2 separate regions of the Homo sapiens genome follow, and region 2 is linked to region 1. A link is a loop called in an ENCODE intact Hi-C map of the cell type or tissue named here. Cell type or tissue: left lung. All regions are shown on one strand. Each heading gives the region's core, and the rest is flanking DNA. Links, peaks and the distances in the headings are about the cores only.

Region 1 (8,206 bases), core at 2,712-5,211:
TATAAATTGTGGTTAATTTAATAAAATCTAACCAGCAGGATCCACTTGGGAAAGTCTTAACTTGTGCCTCTGCTAGTAGAATTTGAAGAGCCCACCATGAAGGCATCTTTTTCTGCTTTCTCTGCTTTTTAAAATCCCAGGAGCAATGTTTTCGACATCCCAGGTGCTTTGGAGTCTTCGCGGTGTACGGGACCTTAAAGCTGAGCTGGCTGTATTGCCTCGTGGCTGCTCCAGTCCTGTGCTAGACCTCTCGCTGGGTCTCGGGGTTCTCAGCGCCTGTTCAGAAAGCCTGGCAATGTTTGCCTGGGAGGAAAAGCTCCATAAATACACGCTGAAGACACGACTCTGTGGGTCCGTCAGATGAAACACAGCATCACCCAGCATCCACCGAGGAGCCCAGTGCTCATGGGCACGGTTCTGTATTTTGGAGGTGCCATGACTACAGCTTCTTGAAGAAGGCAACTAAGGGAAACGCTACTGTGGATCTGCACACATCAGAAAAGGCTTCTCTGACCCCTCAACTGTGTGCAAAATAATAAAGGAGATACCATGTAGAATTCAGGTAGAGAGAGGTGCAGACCCAGTATCCCAGGAAAGGAAAACCTGAATAAACAGTGGAACTGTGGAAATTCCAGAGGATTGTCGTGCCCCTTTGTAGAGACGCTAAAGGCCAGGCAGGGGCAGCAGCAGAAGGCTGTGGGCTGCAGGAAGGAGACCCCCACGGGAGGGCCCTGGTGTCGTGTGAGCCCTGGGCAGGTCCACTCGGTCTTGTGAGGCCTCTGCCTCCTCTCCAGCACCCAGGGCGGGATTCACCAGGGCCACCACCAACATGCTGAGACCTGGTGATCTCCTCAGCCGTTGGTAACTGCTTGGGAGACCACGCCCTGGCTTGGCAGGCTCAGTAAGAGCTGTAGACACCGCCCACCCTCCCTGCAGAGAGAAAACAGCCCCTCACCCCTAGAACACGGACAGTGACAGCCTCAAGTCGGAGGGGCAGGCCCTATAACTCTGCTTCTTTGACATTTGAAAAAGAAATCCTGGAGAACAAATTTCAAAGAACAAGCAACTCATATATAAAATAAAACCAAAGATATCTGAAAGAAAATAAATGAAACCAAGTGACGGGACTTCTCTTCTTTCACTATCCTTGTCTCCTTTCTCTCTCCCCCGACGTCCCTCCCTCCATTCCTCTTCCTCTTATTCTACCAATACCCAAGCACTGAAGACTGTGTTCTGCAAGCAATCATTTTTATTTCTCAAACCAAAAGTATGATTGTAACACTCTGTGTTCGGAGCATAGTACACAGCTACCAACGTCACCAAAAACCCGTAGAATGAACACCGTGCACACGCACACACACACACACACACACGTGCGCGCGCGGCAAAAAGAAACAGCTCATTTCGGAGCTGAGGACAAGGCGTGGGAAGAAGACGCGTTTGGTTTCACCCAGGCGGGTGGCGGCAAAGCTGTGGGATGCGCGCTGCACACTCCTTCCGTCATCCCGTTCCCACCTTCCACACACACCTGCGGGAGGTCGGACATGTCCTGATTGCGTGTTCATCACGATGGCAAACCGAACATGAGGAGAACGCCACTGACGCTGGGTGCGCCGGCTTTCCCAGCCCTCGTGCATAACGGGGAGGGAGATGCAGAAGTTTTTTCCAACATCGGTGCAAAGGGGAAGCTGAGGTTTTCCTATGGAGGAGGGTCAGATCCCTCTCTTCCTCATCTCCCTCCCCCTCCCCCTTCTCTGTTTCCAGCTCCCTGTGGACTCTGTCCCACCCACAAGCTCGAGGCTGCTGCCACATGGAAGGCCGGGAGAGAGACGGGCGGCCAGGACAGGGGCCGGCTGTTTGCAGGGGAGGCATGTGTGTGGAGAACGCCTAGGAGCACGTGGGTGGCCACGAACCCTGACCGTGCAGGTCGAGAAACTCTTCCAGGATAGTATGTGGTGGATCGTGTCTGCCTAAAAGGTATGTCCAAGTCCTGACCCCAGGACCTGTGAAGGTGGCCTGATTTGGAAGGAAGGTTTTGTAGATGTCCTCAAGTTAAGATGAGGTCATCCTGGATTACAGTGGGCTCTAAATGCAATGACTGATGTTCTTACAAGAGAAAGGAGAGGGATTTTTTTTTTTGAGACAGAGTTTCACTCTTGTTGCCGAGGCTGGAGTGCGATGGTGCGATCTCAGCTCACTGCCACCTCCGCCTCCCGGGTTCAAGCAATCTCCTGCCTCAGACTCCAGAGTAGCTGGGATTACAGGTGTCCGCCACCACACCTGGCTAATTTTTTGTATTTTTAGTAGAGATGGGGGTTTCACCATGTTGGCCAGGCTGGTCTCGAACTCCTGACCTTAGGTGATCCACCCATCTCAGCCTCCCAAAATGCTGGGATTAGAGGCATGCAGCACTGTGCCTGGTCAAGGAGAGGGAATTTTGGACATAGATACACGGCATTTCACACAGGGAGAAACACCACATGACAATGGAGGCAGAGATTTGGAATGACATGGCTACAAGGCCAGGGACACCAGGGATTGCCGCAGCCACCAGAAGCTGGAAGAGGTGAAGACAGAGCCTCCTGCAGAGCTCCCACTCTGCCAACGCCTTGACTTTGCACTTCTGGCCTCCAGGACTGTGTGTGTGTGGGGGGCTGCTTCTGCTGTTTCAGGACGCCCACCTGTGGTGCCGCCTTGCAGCAGCCCTACAGGGTAACATGCAGGGAAGTGGGAAGTAAGTGGAGACTTGCAGGATGCAGAAGGTGCAGGTGAAGGTGCTGAGGAGGGAAACAGCGTTCTGGGCAGAGGGCACGGCTGTGCAAAGGCCCTGTTGCACAGACACTGTGAGTGGAGTTTGAGTGTGGCATGAAGTGACCTAATAGAACAGAATCTGCGAATGCACGGGGTGCACTCATGGGGGGATTGGGGGAGTGACTTAGACCACGCACACAGACAATGTTCTTCACCCGTTTTGAACAGTGAGTCAATTCTGCCCATGAGCAAGTCTTCCAGACTGTTGGGCCCTAGACGAAGAACGACCTGCAAGCCGGGAATTCTCTGCAAAGGACAATGTCAAAACTCATCTGAGGCATCCATGTCTGTCCTACAGCAAGCTTCCCCGTGACACTGGAGGGACCTAGGCTCCCGGCAGTTTTCAGGAGCCAGCCCTGGGCTAGGGGCTCCACAGTACTTGCAAACAAAGAGTTCCAAAAACCCAATTTGCATTCACCCATGTAAGAAGTGCCTGATAAGGAAGTAGCGTCTCTATTTCCTGGGATGGGGATTTTTGCTCTGGGGTATCAGATAATATTATTTGTAAGCTAGTCATCACCATCCTTCGTTTTCTTCTGCCTTAGCAGATTCAGGTAGATTTATGGCACTGACTATCACTGCTTTAAAGTTATCAAAAATCACTTTAAAAGAAAATGACGAGATTGCAGAAAAGTGGAGTTTATTGAAAATCTGACTGTGGTCCCTTGAAGTTACTGCTTACAGGATCAGCTGACTTTGGAGAGAAAGCCATTATCAGAATCAAGCAGCAAATTACTGGCCCCAGAGTTCCTAGCTTGCTACAATATCAGCTGTCTAAACCAAAACAAAGCATTTTGTTGAAGCGGGGAAAAAAAGGCAGATCAAAGAGTAGCTCATCCACGTGTCAGTTAGATTAGCATTTGAAATTCCTTGTGAATGTATCCACATGTTTATGACAGGCATGGTGTTCAGCTTTAGCAGCATTATGGGGAGTTACGAAATTCTCTGTGTAAAAATAGCGAGGTCATGAGGAAACCACTCTTGCTGTGTAAGTCCTGACAAGCCATGCCAACACCGTCACGCTGGGACTGGCCTTCGGATGGCACGGGGAGGGCAGAGTCACGCAGGCACACGTGACACGCCCTTGCTCTGCGGCCGGTGGGATCCCTGGTAGCTTCGCAGTCATGTGGGGCTTAGTCACAGGAGCATAGGTCAGGTCCTGCTGAGCCCCCTTTCCAAGTGTGCGGTGCGCAAGCCGCCCAACCCAGGGGCCGGCAGCTGGGACAGGGCGAGCAGTGGGCTGCAGGGAGGAAGTGGGGAAGGCCTGGGGGCAGACGTGCCTGGGCGAGGGCCTTCCTATTCCTGCTCTCCCTGTCTGCTCTGAGGATGTGGGCCCTGACCTCCTTATCTGTAAAGCCCTGATGGTGGATGCAGCTTCCTGGAGCTGCTGTGGAAACCACTGGTTAATATTTTACAGGTCGCTGGGTTACAAACTGTCAAGTCAGAGGAACACTACACGCTGGCACCAGCTGCTCCTCTGTAGCCACCCGTATGTCCCTCCTGAGCCGTGGCAGGGAGTGACACCTTTGCCAATACCACCATCCACAGGGTCAACATGACCCCGGGCCCTGGTCTTAGTAACTAGAGGAAACACACCGACTTCAGGCATTGCTCACAGCCAGAGCTGGTGTTAACTGAAGAATGTTTTAATTCACCTGCCGAGGAACTCACACATTCCTTGCCAGCAGGCACAATGGCTCTTGATAGCCTGTGTGCAGGGAACAAATGTGTTGGCCCCATGCTCAGGCCATGCGTACACATAAGAGCTGTCGTCTGGGTCTTGGCTAAAATAAACTGAATCTTCCCGAAAACACAGGTTCCTATTACGGAGTCCATGATAGGAAAGATGTTCAGCTCTGCTGCTATCATGGGGAAGTAGAGTGGTTGATCTGAAATCTCCAGATTCTAATCAAGGAGAAGAATGCTGTGCTGTGGCCACAGACCCCACCGTGGTCTCAAAGAAAACCTGGATCAGAGCCCATCTTCTGATCAGTGCCACACCTTCACATGGGTGTGCAGCATTTTACTGGGTGACTGCCTTTCAGAACCTTCTGGAATTTTCCAGATCCTTCCAGATTGCAATAAAGAAAAAGAATGCAATGTGTGGTCATTAATCTCAGCATGGTCCTGCAGAAGAACTGGCTCTGAGCTGATCTCCTAAGGGGCCCCACGTCTTCACATGGGTGTGTAGTATTTTACTGGGCAACTGCCTTTCAGAACCTTCTGGAATTTTCCAGAGCCTTCCAGGTTCTAATCAAGGAAAAGAAGGCAATGTGTGGTCATTAACCTCACTGTGGTCCCTCAGAAGACCTGGCTCTGAGCTGTCTCCTGAGGGGCCCCACATCTTCACATGAGTGTGCAGCACTTTACTGGGCAACTGCCTTTCAGAACCTTCTGGAACTTTCCAGAGTCTTCCAGGTTCTAATCAAGGAAAATAAGGCAATGTGTGGTCATTAACCTCACTGTGGTCCCTCAGAAGACCTGGCTCTGAGCTGTCTCCTGAGGGGCCCCACATCTTCACATGAGTGTGCAGCACTTTACTGGGCAACTGCCTTTCAGAACCTTCTGGAACTTTCCAGAGTCTTCCAGATTCTAATCAAGAAAGAGAATGCAATGTGTGGTCATTAACCTCACCATGGTCTCACGAAAGACCTGGCTCTGAGCTGATCTCCTAAAGGGCCCCATGTTTTCACATGGGCATGCAGCATTTTACCGGGTGAGTCCTTAACTTCGCAGGACACATTAGAAAGACAAAGGATGCTAGCAAGTGACAATTATATTTAAAGAAAAGGGCAGGAGACACAGCATGAAACAGAATGATGCATTGAACAGAACTAGATTTGGGCTCAGGAGAGCTTGGAGAGCAGCCAGCATCGACGGGGCGCTTACTATGGGCTAGGTGCTCATGCAACAGGTCAGAAGTATAGCTTCTTAGTCCTGTCTACTGTACAAGGAGGCAAGTGCTATTATTATGCTCCCCACTTTACAGACGTTGAAACTCATGAGGTTTAGAAAGCCCGAGTAATGCGTGACCAGCCTGGCCAACACGGCGAAACCCCGTCTCTGCTAAAAATACAAAACTTCACCGCGTATGGTGGTGCATGCCTGTAATCCCAGCTACTGGGAAGGCTGAGGCAGGAGAATCTCTTGAACCCAGTAGGCAGAGGTTGCACTGAGGCACTGAGTCGAGATTGGGCCACTGCACTCCAGCCTGGGAGACAGAGTGAGACTCTGTCTCAAAAAAAAAACAAAACAAACAAAGAAAGCAAGCCCAAGGAACACAAGTCCACACAGCAGGACCTGACACCAACACCAACAGGTCGGAGCTGAGCTGTGCTCCTGGCTGCTACGTGGTTTGTGACTTCACCAACCTGATGACCTGGTCTTTGGTTTCTTGATACTTGAAGTCCTGGATTTCTTACGGAAAAGACCTCCTTCAAAAGGCTAGAGGGTGCTTTCTCCTTCACGTCACATGTATGCTCTGAAGACTCAAAATATAGTAACAACTCCACAACTCATTTCCTTCTACATGAAAACTATCACAGAGTAACAATAAATTATGAAGAACTATAGGAATTTGTCATTAAGTGAAGTATCTTTTAAAACTCTGTTATTAAAAATGGCATTTAAATGAATGATTCAATAATAAACACCTAGCATGCATGGTGTATGTTATGAACATAAGACTGCCACTGAGCTTGCATTCTGAACTTGAACTTTTCGAGTGTTTTCTGCATGCCATTAAATTTCTACATGATATTTTTGGGCCTAAAAAGATCAGTAGCCTTCAAAAGGTGACGATTTATTATCACTAGGTAGAGGCCTTATAATTTTATGCCTACATCAAAATCAAGATTATCCAGGAAGGCTTTTCACAAGGGGTAAAGAACAGGGTTTGAAAGATGCAAACACGTTGGCAGAACACATTCATAGTTCCGTGGCTTGCCTGATAGATTGTGACTGTCCTGAAATTATAATAAAGTGTCTGAACTATTGATACTTCTCCAGAATTCCAGTATCTGTGGATGGGTTATTTCCTAGTTGACCCTGATCTCAGATTTTGAATGAGGTAGGTAACATCCTGAGACTGCACAGAACCTCTGAGCAGTGGGTTGGAGTGGGATAGGGGACGGTGCGTTGGAGTGGGATGGGGGTCAGTGGGTTGGGGTGGGACGGGGGTCAGTGGGTTGGAGTGGGATGGGGGTCAGTGGGTTGGAGTGGGATGGGTTGGAGTGGGACAGGGGACAGTGGGTTGGAGTGGGAGGGGGGACATTGGGTTGGGGTGGGACGGGGGTCAGTGGGTTGGGGCGGGATGGGGTCAGTGGGTTGGGGTGGGACGGGGACAGGGGGTTGGGGCGGGATGGGGGACAGTGGGTTGGGGTGGGATGGGGACAGTGGGTTGGGGCGGGATGGGGACAGTGGGTTGGGGCGGGATGGGGACAGTGGGTTGGGGCGGGATGGGGACAGTGGGTTGGGGTGGGATGGGGACAGTGGGTTGGGGTGGGATGGGGGACAGTGGGTTGGGGTGGGATGGGGACAGTGGGTTGGGGTGGGATGGGGGACAGTGGGTTGGGGTGGGATGGGGACAGTGGGTTGGGGTGGGATGGGGTCAGTGGGTTCGGGAGCAGGAGGCCTGTGTCCCACCCCATCTCTCCCCTAGGGTGGATTGGCCTCAGCCCGACTGCTTGGTCTCTCTGAGCTCCACCCACCACCCTCACAACATGGGCTGGATTCTGGGGGCTTTGCACCCAGCAGTTGGCACAGGACAGGCCTGTTCAGGTTTTAGCACAGTCGGCCATGATCCGTGAGCTGCTGACCTGGATTTTTCCCACTGGAGGCCAAATCCAAGAGGAAATGCAGGAAATCTCCCGTGTGAGTGTCTGCCCTGTGCTCGGCACCAGGGTTCACAGACAGAGACAGTGCGGAAAGCTGGATTCCAACACACAGGCCACCCGCCCCACCCACACACACACTCCACAGACACCACACACACACACACACACACACACACTACACACCACACACACACACACACTACATACCACACACACACACCACACACACACTCCACACACCCCCCACACTATATGCATACCACACACACCCTTCACAGACACCACACACACACCACACACACACACTCCAGATGCCACACACACTCCACACCCCCTACACACTATACGCACACCACACACACACTCCACAGACACTACAGACACACACCACACACACACTCCACAGACACTTCACACACACCAGACACACACCACACACACAGCCACAACACACCACACACCCATGTGCACACACACTACCACACATGGTGCTCCTTCCTGCTGTCCCAGGGCGCTGGAAGGACACACTCACACTACCCTTGGCTGTGAGACGCTGCCCG
Region 2 (8,206 bases), core at 2,965-5,464, 55 kb before region 1:
CCAGACATTCCCAGAAACTCAGTGGTTCTAGAAACTTGCTTGGAATAATTAAGGTTTTAGAGCAGCTGTTGGAATTTTTAGAAAGGAAAAAAAGAAAAAACGAAGTGAGGCTCCCCCTCCCCGACTCCTCTTACACATCCCTGTGGCTCTGTGGTGTCACGGCTGAGCGTGCTGCGCTCCACTGACCGTGTGGATGAAGGGCAGGCAGCACCTGGGTGCATTTGTGCCAGCGCATGGCAGTGAGGCCGCTGGCAGTGCATTTCCTGTTATCCGTGACCCCGTGCGCCCGGGGCTGGGTCTGCAGAGGCTTTGGGGAACACACTGTTGCTGTCTCCTGTGCCTGGCCCGGTGTCCATGTGGCTCACAGGACCCATAGGGACCAGGTGCTGCTCTAAACTGGAGGCATGAACTGACCATTGGCCCAGACAGCCTTGCCATTCCCGTCCGGGGGATTAAACCTTGAACAGGTTTTGTAGGACTCTCAGCCCCAACTTCCTTGTCTCTAGAAAACTTGCCACTATGAATTATTTCTCCGTCCCTTTGAGACATCGGCCCTTTCCTGGCCTCTTGCTCAGTTCACTGCCCAGCTTTGTCTTCTCGAAGGACCCAGGAGCCTTTGAAATGTAACCAACAAGGAAGATAACACCCTCAGCTCCCAGTCCCTGCGGGAGGCAGGGGCCTAACTGTGGTAAGCGCTAATCTGCAAACATTGCTGGCCTGACTGCACCAACCGGCCTCCATCCGATGTCCTCCAGGACTCTCCCACCAGCTCACCCCAGTGCTTAAAAACCCTCCCGCCTTTCGTTTCAGCAGGGTGGAGTTCAGCTCGCTCTCTCCTACTGCAATAGTCTGGGATACGTCTTCCCTGCCTGTCTCACTCTCCCTGGGGTAACTTTTCTTTGACACCACTGAGTCCTCCCAGCAACCTGCAGCTGAGCACACAACCCCCCTCTGCACAGGGGAACCGAGTCCACAGTCCTAACTACCAAATGACATGGCCTCACTAAAGTAACTCCTAGAAGCCGAGACCTTTGTCCGACAGCTCTCAGGAGAGGCTGCCGAGGAGAACCGGCTTCCCACGTGCCCTGACCACGCCCACACCCACGGCGTGAGATTTCACCACTCAGCCGCTGAGAAGCAGGGGGTCTTTGGCCCAAAACAAACATCCTCTGAGACGGGAAGGAGGCATGTCCCCCAAGAACTGCCTGGGTACTACAATGAAGCAGGGTAAATATTCAGAAGTGTGTTTGGGTTTTTAATGATATAAAGTATCATTAACATTCACTTCAACGCACAGAGGAGAAGTAACTGTTACAGTGTTTGTTTTCACATCTGTCAGACAGACATGAGAACTGCCCTGCCCCTCAAGGAACCAGCTGCGGTCTCCCTGGCTGGCTGGGAGCACTGGGCTCCGATCCTGCTCCTGAGTGTCTGCCTGGCAGCTGCACCCTCATCTGACATGCAAGGCGGGGTCAGACAAGATAATCTGAATATTCCTTCATCCCCCAACTTGTGATTTTGTTTCTATGATTTATACCCAGCCCAAAGATGCTATTTCACAAAATGGGTTTTGTGGCTTGTCTAGACAGGAATACAAGGCCTCAGGCAGCCACGGAATCACAATTAGCGATCCATTCACACTAGCACCGAATATTCCCACGGAAAGGCCGTGCAGTGATTATCTCTAAGGACAAGGACTGTGTGTGAAGAAGGACAAGGAGAGAGGAGCTCCCGCGACTGCCAGGTCCAAATGGAATTTTACATCGGAAATGACAGCTACTTACTAAAGTCTTGTAGCTTAGTTTACTAACCTGGATGCATTAAATACACACATCATTTGAAAAATAGCATCTCAAAAAATGATTTTCTCATAGCCGTTTCTTGGAAACAAATTTAAACAAAGATGCAATGATTTAAAAAACCGCTACACGAAAATTCTGAAGGGGGACACCTGAGGAAGGCGGGGAGTGTTTTTTTTTTTTTTTTTTTTGAGACGGAGTCTCGCTCTGTTGCCCAGGCTGGAGTGCAGTGGTGCGATCTCGGCTCACTGCAAGCTCCGCCTCCCGGGTTCACGCCATTCTCCTGCCTCAGCCTCCCGAGTAGCTGGGACTACAGGCGCCCGCCACTACGCCCGGCTAATTTTTTGTATTTTTTTTTTTAATAGAGACGGGGTTTCACCGTGTTAGCCAGGATGGTGTCGATCTCCTGACCTCGTGTTCCGCCCGCCTCGGCCTCCCAAAGTGCTGGGATTACAGGCGTGAGCGGGGAGTGTTTTTTAAGTTCGGCAGAGGACACCCAGGGCTGCACCGGCTCTTCAGGGACCCTCCGGGGAGAAGAGGCATCCCCTCCCCAGCCCTGGACGTCCACCTCAGGGGCGGTGGGGATGCGGGGATGCGGGGATGCCGAGCGCTCCCAGGCTGGGTCACAGCAGGCAGTGGCTCCGCTCTGGCTTCGACTCTCAGGACCCACCTGGGACCCCTGCTCCACGCTGCGGGGAGGCCAAACCTGGAGAACCCAGGGCACCAGTTCAGGCTGACAGCCCGGCCGGACCCAGCCAACGCCCCGCACAGCTCGCCAGCCACGGGAGGGAGCGGCCTCCGGCAGACCCCAGCCCCAGGCACGACCCCAGGCCCGGGCACGACCCCAGCCCCCACCGGCTGATGCGACGCCCACAGGGGACGAGCTGTTCCAGCACCACCCCCGCCCCCGCGTGCAGAATCCTGAGCAACAGAAACAGCACTTTAAGAAACGAAATCGTGGACGCACTTGGAACACGGCCGCAGTGACTGGAATGGTGCCCAGAGCCATTTTAATCTGGAACAGACTGGGGACCAAGTCTCAAGCTCCAGGCCTGTGGGGTCAAGCAGCTTATTCCGTGGAGGGAGGAAAGTCGCAGGGGACCTGGAGGCCCTGGAGATGGGGGCTCCTCGGCCGGCCGACTGCAGCCTGGAGAAGGCCACTGCCAGGCCTTTAGTTTCCAGAGACGCTGCAGTTCAACATTTTCCGGGGAAAGTTTACCGTTTCCAAATGTCATCAAAATTAAAAGAAAACACCTCCACCATATGGACATAACGAGACCTGCCTGAGGGCCACCACATCCAGCCCTAGCCCACCAACTTACAACCCCCTGAGGCTGCCCCAAGATGGAAGCGTGCTGGGGAAATAGGCATATTCAGCCACGGGAAGGGCAGTTCGCCAGCACGAGTTCGGGGAAAATAATTTAGCCGTCTCACTTACTTTGACTGAAGCCTATTAAAACAATTAAAAGAAAGAAAAAACCCTACTGAAATCAAAGTGCCAACTGTAGCATGGTTTCTAGTAGCAAACTTGAGACAACCAAAATGAAAAGCAATAGAGGAATGATATTACTGTTCAATCATATGGAATATTAAGGAGCTATTTTAAAAGGATAATACAGGATCGCTAAACAGCCTAGAAAAATGTTGTTGGTTGAAAGATCAGAATTCAAAATGGAAAATGGGACAGTTATGTCAGGTAGTTGAATTATTTTTTAGTTCATCAATTAATCCCATTAATTAATTTTAATTATTAATTCAATTTGCTGCTTTATTAATTATAATGAATTTAAATTATAATAATTTAATTTTATAAAGTAGTCACTAATTATTTATAATTAATTTAATTCTAATGATAATAATTTAACCTTAATTACATTATTAAAATTAAAATTAATTAATTTTTATCTAATTAATCAAATTTGACATATGTGTAACACTATAAATAAATATATTTTTGCTTAAAAAATCAGGGGAATATTATTACAAGTAAAAATACACCAAGATGCAAAAGCAGACATGGATCTTGAGAAGCCATTTGGTATGTCCACTTCAGTGCTAAGTGCTTCCACCTGGTGGCCAATTCAAATAAAAATAGGGGCCAGCACAGATAAGAGATGCACCGCCTTCAAGAGGCTTGCATTTGTGGAAGAAAAAACACACCAAGTATGCAAATGCAATAACCAAAAGGCCAATGTGAAGGACATGAAATAAGGCAGTGGGATAAAGAAGTGTGGCATGGGAGACAGGCGGGCTTCTTGGTTAGATATGACAGGAACAGCCTCTTAGAAAAGTGATGTAAAGTAAAAATAAAGGCCCTAGCCCTCCAGGCAAGACGGAATAGACTCTTTGTGGCAATAAGATAGCAAATTATGGGCTGGGCGTGGTGGCTCATGCCTGTAATCCAGCACTTTGGGAGGCTGAGGCCCTCGTTCCATGTCCTTCTATGTTAAACCATCCCCCAAATGGTGTGAAGTCCCCAGAATGGCTGGCCCCGCCATTTCTCTATTTTGTTTTCTCTAACCTCCTGCCCTCTCTCTTCCACCTCCAGTATATGGCACGGCACATTGGAGGTGCTCAAAAATGATTTAATAAATGAATGGAGAAAGCACATAGGCAGGACATCCTAGTACCAATGATGAATGAGTGTTTATGGCAGATGTGACCCAGGTCCTCAGAGGCACATGAAAAATGCTAATGAACGGCAGCACTCATTATTCACTGTATGAACGTGGCTTCAAGCAGTAGAGATGTTAAAGCATCCTGTAATGGAGTATAACTGTTTTCTCTCTCTCTCCTTTTTTTTTTTTTTTTTTTTATGAGGCGGAGTTTTGCTCTTGTTGCCCAGGCTGGAGTGCAGTGGTGTGATCTCAGCTCACTGCAACCTCTGCCTCCTGGGTTCAAGGAATTCTGCCTCAGCCTTCCAAGTAGCCAGGATTACAGGTGTGCACTACTACATCCAGCTAATTTTGTATTTTTTGGTAGAGATGTGGTTTCCCCGTGTTGGTCAGGCTGGTCTCGAACTCCTGGCCTCAGGTGATCCACCTGCCTCAGCCTCCCAAAGTGCTGGGATTATAGGCATGAGCCATCATACCCGGCCAAATTGTTCTCTCAATGGGCCCTTGCAACAATTCTTGAGGGTCAATAGGAAACCCTGTTTTCTGGAGGAGGAAACAGGCACAGAGAGATGAAGTCGCACCCCCAGTTGCATTGAGAGTTGATGGCAGAGCCAATGGTCACACCTGCCTGTTTCCCAGGTGGAGTCTGTCTTCTCTTGAGGCTGCCGCTGACCCTCAATGGAACACAGGCACGCAGTGCCTCAGCAACCAGCCGCTCAGAACTCCTCCTGGGCCTTTCTCAGAGCCTGGGACCTGGAACTTTGTGCTATGAAATGCCTATCAAAGTCCTGGCTCTGGGAAGGGACCCCAAGTTCTTGTAATTCTGTCTGTGGATCATAGCAGGTCCTCTGATGGCTAGACACAGGGATCATAGGCTCTTGGCTTGCAATGCGGAAGATTCATGTTGCACCACTGGCCCTTACTGAATTCTATTACAATAAATAACTATACAAAACTAATCTCCACATGTGCTATAAAAATACCTTGAGGTCGTTGACTACCATGTGACTCTTTGTCTGTGATAAAAATTTAAGCAGGAAAAATTCTTAGTATTTGTTAAACAAAGCTCTGTATGCTTCAAAAAATGTCTGCAGTCTTCTCTCTGAAAATACTAGCCAATGTTTACTGAGTACTGTGAGGAGATGGGAGAGTCCCACACGTGCACATGTGTTGTTTCTTACTCACAGGTCATTTTATGATTACCCCTACTTACGTATGGGGAAACCAAGACACAAACAGAGGAGTTCATTGCTAAAAGCACACAGCTAAAAGGTGGTAGGGCTCTACCACCTGCTGTGTAAAATGAGAGACTTCAGGCTGGCCGGGGTCCCCTTCCACTTGGGCAGCTGGGCAGCTCAGAGTGAAACGGGCGGCTCCCTGCAGCCATTGTCACATGGTTGATGTGTTTGTGGTCTTCCTTCACTTCATCTAGACTTCTCAATTTTATTTACATTTTACTGTTTCCTGGTGTTTTTTCCTACTGTCAGCTAACTCAAGCTTTATAAAATAAAGAAGAGTGAAAACACGCACACACCAATATATGTACTTAAATGTTTCTGGGATGAATACTTTTTAAATAAACATTAAACACAGATATTTCTATCTCCATTGTCTGAGCAATGAAGTTGTGAATGTTTTCCTCATGACTCTTCATGGGGGTTTGCCCTTACATGCTGTGCACACAGGACTTGGCCCTGTGAAGTGGACGCAGTGAACACAGACGCGGGCTGGTGACGTTTTCACGGTAGGACATCCATCCTCTGTGGCACATGTGGAGTGAACTAGCTTACACATGACACGGAGTCCACATCCCTCCAGCCCTGTCTTTGAGATGCCTGTCCTGGCTGAGAGGAACCACAGTCAGTCACCGGGGCAGTAGTGCCCTCTTTTGGCCACTCCTCTCCTCCCTTAGTATAATTTAGGGAGACCTAAGACTTCGCTCACCTCAACTGAATTGCCTGCCTTTAGTTTAGCCCCACGATTAGTCAACTCTGGCGGGAGAAGAGGTGGAGACTGACTCCTGCCTTCCTTCCCGCCTGGTTTCTAAGGAGGAGGACAGTGTGTGCACTACCTGTGGGTGTGTGGGTCAGAAAACGCTTAGCAGCAACTGGTCTACTGAAAAATGGCCTGCTTCCCCAAAGCTTGGACAACGCCCAGTTCTCTAGGTTGTCGTGCCTTAGAGTGTTTTCTTCCTCCTTTTGTAACTAGGCAAAACAGTCTTAAGCATAACCAGAAAGCTGTCGAAAAAAAAAAAACAAATCACAGAAGATATTTGAAAGTGTGCTCTAACGAGTTATTTACTTAGATTGAAAACAATCCTTTGGTGAGATTTTTACCAGAACATGAAGGGCAAATAAAACTTCAAAGTGGATTGCTAAGAGAATGACTGGCTTTGGCCTTCACAGAGACGAGGAGGAAGGCTGCGTGGTTTTAGTTGTCTGTTTGTGGTTTTGAGCACTCAATGTGTGAACCATAGCAATAGCACCTGTGCCAGAGTCAGCACCTGGCACAAACTTCTCAATGCGCCAATCAGTCTTAACTCGGGGACTCTCTTATCAGCTGAAATACAACACTATTGCCTTTCGACGTTCACAGAGATCTTAGGTATGCGTGTCCTGCAGAGTGGTTAGCTAAGGATGATGGCTTTCTGCCCATTTCTCACATTCCTCGCTCATTCTTCTGATGCGTGGATGAAACGGCTGCCAAGAACCTAGAGATGACCATCACACGATCACGGTGACTTGTGCTCACGGGACATCAGGAATGGTTTCCCAACGTACTGATGGGATTTACTATCATGTCAAGGAAAGACCTTTTCCTAAAGTAGGTGGGAGCTGCTGCTCTCATTTAGAGTCACTTTATACATTACAATTTTAAAAGAAATTGCATATATGCCTCCAAGGTTATACAGCCAAGACTAATAGCCAAGATTATTTTAGTTTCTTTTCCTTCAGCACTCTGCGCCTTTAGAGTAGAGTTCTGTGTGCCCCAGGAAAGGGTCAGGCATGGGAAATTATTAAGGTCAATAGCAAAAGCCCCACAGTTCAACAGGCCCTTCCAGGTCGGCATCACTTGGGATTGTTGCTGCTAAATAATGCGTGCAGAGGCCTCCTGGGCCAGCCTCCCCTAGGGTGGATGAAATGAGGATGCCTGGACCACAAGCTCCTCCCACTTCCCCCTTGGTTTTGACTCAACCTGAATCAGGCATCAGCTGCAAAGGCCTGAAGGTGACTCTTGAGAACTGCTTCCTCGGCACACTCACGGGCAGAAAGGCTTGGAATGTGGGAGCTAAGTTCATTCGGCAGATATGCGAGCCTTGCTCCGGTGTCCAAGGACCTGGGAACACCTCAGTAAACACAACAGGCAGAAGTATTGCTCTTCCTATCAAAACACAACCCACGTTTGTGAAATGATGGAAATATTCTGCATTTCCATCATTTCCAGTAGTTTTCACATTCAATCCTAGGTAATAACTCTCTAAACTCAGTATCTCTTGGAAAAGATTAAGGAGGGCTGCGTTTGGAAGGGCTTCAGGAATGATATCATCTTGATAGCGTAAGGAAAGGGCTAAGTATAGAAGACCTTTTTATGTTATATTGTATCCATGCTGTATATATACCTATACATATGTGTGTGTGTGTGTGTGTGTGTGTGTATGTGTGTATTTGATGGTAACAGAACCGCTGCCATCGTTACGAATAATCTCAAAAGCAATTAGCTAGGGGAATAATGATAAAGATGATGTTTGCTTAAAAAAACAGTAGGCTTAGCCAAAATCATTCTAGAACTCAC

Evidence for each region. Hi-C counts contacts between places; a loop is a spot of excess contacts. Peaks named below come from ENCODE experiments on the same cell type or tissue, not always from the same donor. Only the 100,000 strongest peaks of a DNase experiment are listed, where the experiment ranks them.
Region 2: it touches region 1 in a loop (2.1-fold over the local background); 34 of 110 quality-filtered maps call a loop at or near these places.

Annotation. Positions count from the first base shown.
Region 1 is chr18:77,110,818-77,119,023 of GRCh38, forward strand. The region is part of intron 1 of MBP (myelin basic protein); the gene reads right to left. Among named protein-coding and RNA genes, the nearest start is that of MBP, 18 kb to the right of the region's middle. RefSeq lists enhancers at 594-1,095, 1,096-1,597, 2,708-3,255, 7,752-8,206. In left lung, for the core only: no CTCF peak of the experiment used is centred there; a DNase peak (open chromatin) is centred at 3,884; H3K4me3 peaks cover 1,395 bases; H3K27ac peaks cover 2,352 bases.
Region 2 is chr18:77,055,855-77,064,060 of GRCh38, forward strand. All of the region lies in intron 3 of MBP (myelin basic protein), which reads right to left. Among named protein-coding and RNA genes, the nearest start is that of MBP, 73 kb to the right of the region's middle. RefSeq lists enhancers at 2,736-3,369, 7,360-7,449. In left lung, for the core only: a CTCF peak has its summit at 3,907 (motif pointing left); no DNase peak of the experiment used is centred there; H3K27ac peaks cover 948 bases.